Regions from separate parts of the Homo sapiens genome. Here region 1 is linked to region 2. A link is an interaction called in ENCODE POLR2A ChIA-PET data of the cell type or tissue named here. Cell type or tissue: GM12878. All regions are shown on one strand. Each heading gives the region's core, and the rest is flanking DNA. Links, peaks and the distances in the headings are about the cores only. Region 1 overlaps LMAN2L (lectin, mannose binding 2 like). Region 2 overlaps CNNM4 (cyclin and CBS domain divalent metal cation transport mediator 4).

Evidence for each region. Peaks named below come from ENCODE experiments on the same cell type or tissue, not always from the same donor. Only the 100,000 strongest peaks of a DNase experiment are listed, where the experiment ranks them.
Region 1: POLR2A ChIA-PET joins it to region 2 with 5 read pairs; 11 of 35 experiments call an interaction of 5 or more read pairs at or near these places.

The regions. Positions count from the first base shown.
Region 1 is chr2:96,709,527-96,712,431 of GRCh38, reverse strand. It overlaps LMAN2L (lectin, mannose binding 2 like), which reads left to right. Exons shown (of 8, transcript NM_030805.4): 5 at 407-568; 6 at 662-776. Among named protein-coding and RNA genes, the nearest start is that of LMAN2L, 29 kb to the left of the region's middle. In GM12878, for the core only: no CTCF peak of the experiment used is centred there; no DNase peak of the experiment used is centred there.
Region 2 is chr2:96,763,441-96,766,345 of GRCh38, reverse strand. The region is part of intron 1 of CNNM4 (cyclin and CBS domain divalent metal cation transport mediator 4); the gene reads right to left. Among named protein-coding and RNA genes, the nearest start is that of CNNM4, 4.0 kb to the right of the region's middle. RefSeq lists enhancers at 1,679-1,778, 2,099-2,148 and a silencer at 2,479-2,528. In GM12878, for the core only: a CTCF peak has its summit at 2,487 (motif pointing right); no DNase peak of the experiment used is centred there; H3K4me3 peaks cover 2,190 bases; H3K27ac peaks cover 1,489 bases.

The sequences.
Region 1 (2,905 bases), core at 287-2,786, 54 kb after region 2:
GATGAATGAATTTTTTCTTCAAGAAGCTTATGTGGCAGTTGGGGAGATAGGTACATATACACGAAAAGGAAACCCCTGGTATTAGGCGGCACATAAGTGCCAAATGGTGACCTTGGGGCATTCAAGTCAGACTCCAGCGTCTTAGGAGGACCACTTCAGGCCCACCCCAGTTCAGGAGCCAAGAGAATTACTGAAGGCAAATACCAAGTGTAGTCGCTTCCTGGGCCCATTTCCCTTGAGAGACCATCTGAATGTGGGCTCTCAGGGGCTGCTGACAATGAGGTCGAGTGGCTGCCTATTCTGCTGTAAGGGGCTCAACTTGTATGTGCTGAATTCCTGTTGCTGTTTGTACAGGCGTTCCTATGTGCTCTTCCTTAGTGTCTGCTTCCCCCTCTCTGCTTTCCAGCGGGTATTCCCCTACATCTCAGCCATGGTGAACAACGGCTCCCTCAGCTATGATCATGAGCGGGATGGGCGGCCTACAGAGCTGGGAGGCTGCACAGCCATTGTCCGCAATCTTCATTACGACACCTTCCTGGTGATTCGCTACGTCAAGAGGCATTTGACGGTGAGAGTCCTTGTCCTGGACCAGATGGTGGTGTGGGCTGTGTCGCTCTTGCTCCCATGGCCTGACCCTGATTTATCTCTCTTTTTATTCTAGATAATGATGGATATTGATGGCAAGCATGAGTGGAGGGACTGCATTGAAGTGCCCGGAGTCCGCCTGCCCCGCGGCTACTACTTCGGCACCTCCTCCATCACTGGGGATCTCTCAGGTACTGCCACGCGCACTCTTGGTTTGCCCTGACTGAGGCCTCTTCTCAATACCCACACTTCATTGAGGCCTCTCACAGGGGAGAGCCAGAGGAGCGGTGCTCTGGAAGGAGGTGCCTCAAGACTGCTTCTCCTTCTGCATTCTTATATCCACATTCCTTAAAAACCCACGCCAGGCTTTCCTAGTACAGTTGTCACTAGAAGATGGTTGGTGCTAATAGAAAGCAGTGTTTGTCCCTTCATTAAGCTGGCTCTTCTAGCCTGTATCGTGAGTTCCTTGCTTTCTGATTTCTGCTGTCAGGCTCCTCTCCTTCCAACCACTAATGTTCCCCGTTCCCCTTCCTTAACAAAGCTTTTCCTTGACTTTGCCGTCCCTCTTCTGACCCCAGACTCTCCTTTTGCTGAGACTTTTGAATGTGTTGTGTGTACAGATCCTTTTGTTTCCTAGCTGTCCACCTCCTTAACATGCTGACTCAGACCTGTGCTCTATCTTGCTAGTACACTAACACCATTCTCATGAAAGGTCATTCTGTTTCCTTGCCATATTCAGTACTCTATTCTCGTTCTCACCCTTTGTCCTCCTCAGCTCATTTAACCCATTACCCTGAAACTCTTGCCTTCTTGACTTATGTGACATTAACAGCACCTGGTTCTTTTACTTTTCCATCTCCTCTTGTTTCTTTTTCTACTTATGCCTGATTCGTAGCTTCTCGTTTATACACTTACTCTCTTTGCTTGAACCCCAATCATAACATCTTTTGGGAAGAGAAAAGGAACTGAACTTCTGTTTCTTTTGATTAATATAATTTGTTCTGGATAAAGCTAGTTTGGAATAGAAGTTTCTTGTGGCAAAATAGAAAGGCAGATACCCATCTGAAAAAGCCGACAGCTAGTGAGCTCCAGCCATTGTAGCTAAAAGGAAATGTCAGCTCAGTGAGGCTAAATCTTCCAGTTTTTCAAGAGCAGTTGGAATTCTGGATTTTTTTTTATATATATATATGGAGTCTCGCTCTGTCGCCAGGCTGGGGTGCAGTGGCGCCATGTCAGCTCACTGCAACCTCCACCTCCTGTATTCAAGCGATTCTCCTGCCTCAGCCTCCCAAGTAGCTGGGACTACAGGCGCGCCACCACGCCCAGCTAATTTTTGTATTTTTAGTAGAAACGGGGTTTCACCATGTTGGCCAGGATGGTCTCCATCTCGACCTTGTGATCCGCCCGCCTTGGCCTCCGAAAGTGCTGGGATTACAGGCATGAGCCACTGAGCCCAGCCTGGATAATCTGGATTTTTAAAATGCAATCTGCTGATCTTTAAAACTCTGGCATCTGATTTTTTTAAAATCAACTTTACTGAGGTGTGCTTTCCATACAACAGAAGAATACAGTTTGAAGAGTTTTGACAAATATTTACACCTATGTAGTCACCATCACAATTAAGATATGAATGTTTCCATCACCTGCCAAAAGCCTTATTATCCCCCTTTGCAGTATTCCTCCCCTTCTTGGATTCCAGGCAACCATTGATCTGCTTTCTGTCATGCAGAGAGATTAGTTTTGGCAATTAGGTTCTAAGTACCGAGCAGGCCAGACCTGTGGGAAAAATTTAGTCTCGGCAGGGGGATAGGAGGCATAGGCTGGAGATCTTTGCTATATAATCTCATTATATGACTACACATTTTCCTTTGAGCTTACAGGTTTCTGGGTTAACCTCCTGACGTACTTTTTAATGGAAAGTCCCCAACTGTCAGAAATGGCAGGGGAGAATAATTTTTTGTTTAGTCTAAGTTTTTTGCCCTAGGTCTTTAGTGAGAATACCCAAGTTAGTAAGTCTGTGTTCTCTGCCCATAGGGTATCCCTAAATGCAAGTTGTTTCTTTCTTTTGAGGTCTTTCTTGTTGCCATCCTCTTACTTGTTGTATAGTAGGTTGTTGAAAACTGCTGAGAAAGTTAGGATGTTTCCCAGCCGTTCCAGGCTTTAATGCCCTGCATTGCATGAGGAGCATTGCCCTGGCCTTTTATCCTGTCCCATGGTTTAAACTGAGCTCTGACAGTTAACATTTTTCCAACAGAAGATGAATCCAGTTTTTCACTACCTGGGAATCTGCTAAAGATTCTAGCAGTCCAAGCAGCTGTGG
Region 2 (2,905 bases), core at 189-2,688:
CCCAGCACTTTGGGAGGCCGAGGTGGGCAGATCGCTTGAGGTCAGGAGTTCAAGACTAGCCTAGCTAACATGGTGAAACCCCATCTCTACTAAAAATACAAAAATCAGCCAGATGTGGTAGCATGCACCTGTAATCCCTGTTACTTGGGAGGCTGAGGCACAAGAATAGCTTGAACCTGGGAGGTGGAGGTTGCAGTGAGCCGAGATCATGCCAGAGTGAAACTCTGTCTCAAAAAAAAAAAAAAGAAAAGAAAAAAAAAAAGGCCAGGTGTGGTGGCTCACACCTGTAATCCCAGCACTTTGGGAGGCTGAGGTGGGTGGATCACCTGAGGTCAGGAGTTCGCAACCAGCCTGGCCAACATGGTGAAACCCCATCTCTACTAAAAATACAAAAAATAGCCGGGCGTGGTGGCGGGCGCCTGTAATCCCAGCTACTCGGGAGGCTGAGACAGGAGAATCGGAGGTGGAGGTTGCAGTGAGCCGAGATGGTGCCATTGCACTCCAGCCGGGGCAATGAGAGCGAAACTCCGTCTCAAAAAAAAAAAAAAGAAAGAAAGAAAGAAAGAAAAAAAGAACAGCAAAAAGGCCAGTGGGGCTTGCCAGAGAGTCATCCATTGTTCATTCATTTGTCCAACACTTACTGGAGACCCGTCTCTTTACCAAGCACTGAGTGGTGAAAACACTAAGAAGGCATGGCCTCTACCCTCAAGGAGCTTATAATGCTGGAAAGGGGAAAGAAAGAATACAAAGGCCCTAAAAGAGGATTACTTGTGGGGCAGAAGGACTCTGGCAAAGCTAGGCTCAGGACCCTCACCCAACCTGGGGTGGAGGAGGGTCCAGGACAGACCCTCAGAGAGAGATGCTGGGCTAGACAGTTGCCCCAGCTCTGACTCTGGTGCTGTTAACAATGCCAGCTGAAAGGCTGGGCAGGGTGGCTCACACCGGTAATCCCAGCACTTTGGGAGGCCAAGGCGGGTGGATCACCTGAGGTCGGGAGTTCAAGACCAGCCTGACCAACATGGCGAAACCCCGTCTCTACTAAATAAACAAAATTAGCCAGGGGTGGTGGCACATGCCCGTAACCCCAGCTACTCAGGAGGCTGAGGCAGAAGAATCGCTTTAACCCGGGAGGTAGAGGTTGCAGCGAGCCGAGATTGTGCCATTACACTCCAGCCTGGACAACAAGAGCAAAACTCCGTCTCAAAAAAAAAAAACAACAACAAACAAACAAATAAAACAATGCCAGCTGTTCTAACTTTGCTCACTTGTTTCTCTTAGCAAAAAAAAAAAAAAAAAAAAAAAAAAAAAAAAAAAAAAAAAACCATTCCCAACACCAGACTCCTAAACTCTTTTTTTTTTGAAACAGAGTCTTGCTCAGTCGCCCAAGCTGGAGTGCAGTGGTGCGATCTGGGCTCACTGCAACCTCTGCCTCCCGGGTTCAAGCGATTCTCCTGCCTCAGCCTCCTGACTAGCTGGGGCTACAGGCATGTGCCACCACGGCTGGATAATTTTTTGTATTTTTAGTAGAGACGGGGTTTCACCATGTTAGCCAGGATGGTCTCAATCTCCTGACCTCGTGATCTGTCCGCCTCGCCCTCCCAAAGTGCTGGGATTACAGGCATGAGCCACCGCGCCTGGCCAAGAAACTCTTAAATTGCAGATGTACACTAGGTGTGTGCTGTGTCCTGGGTAATCTCAGACTAAGAAGGTGGACGCCAGATTGGAAGGTCTGGAAGAGGCCACGCTGCAGGGAACCCGGTGTGCAATGAGTTAAAACTGGTTTTCCAAGACCTCTGAGAATGGGGAAGTAAGTGATGGCATAAAGCCGCAGGGCCTGTTCATTTGTCGGGGGTGGGTAGAGAGGGGGGACTATCACCATCTCCAGGGCGGCCTGCTGTGCTGGGCAGCCTGTGTGCAGTTCCCTGGGTTTACCAGCACTGCTCCAGGGCTTGGCCTCAGGCTACTGGCCTCTGTTAAGCAGAGTTTCCCGGAGTAAACTGAACCTGGGGACTCTGGCTCAGCAGAGCTCTGCTACGGCCTAAGAGATGCTAGCTCTGTTTTCCCAACTTAATGAAAGGGCACTTGACAAGACAGAGCCCAAAGACAGCCCTCTCAAGACCCAGGAGGCTCCAACCCAAGAGAGCTCAGCCCTGCTGATCAAGACTGGGAGACTGGTCAGACCAATCCATACTGGTTGGATCCAGATTCCAAATGAACTGATGGGAAGGTGCTACTGGGTGTGTCACAAACCATAGTCCCAAACACCACAGAGGCAGTGAGGAGGAAGTTGCCCTGGAGGGTCCTAATCAGGTTCCCAACTAAGCAATAGGAGAAGTCTTCAGGTCCCAAGGCTTAGGGTGGGGGTGGGGCACAGATCCTCACTGCTTTTCTGTCCCAGGCTCGGGTACCTGGGAAAACCTGATTCCTGGGTCTGCACTCCCAAAGCCGCCCCCACCCCCACCCCACCGCAGCCTCTGCCTTCACCACTAGGGGTCTGTCTCTCCAGTCTCTGCAGGGAGGCCACCTTCCCTGGGGCTCTCCCAGACTCTGGCTTACTTTACTCAAGTGGTCCTCAGCTCCGATACTAAGATTCAGTCTGTTGAACTTAGGAGGGTACCAACCCACCACCCTGGCCCTGACCCCAGCATCTTTTCAGACCAAACCTGGCAAAGCCAGCTCCTCCCTATCCCACTCCAAAGCTGTCCTCCACTCTCCGTTACAGAAACACCTGCCAGCTCACTCCCTGCTAGGATTCCGAAGTCCCTCCAAGCCCTAGGTCGGCCTGAGCAGCCTCAGCCAGTAGGAGCTCTCCTATGGGAATGAAGGCTGGGAGCATGTTTAGAAAGCAAAGTCCCCAAGTTTAGGATGAGCCCCTCACCCCCATTCCTTTAAAAAAGAGCTTCCC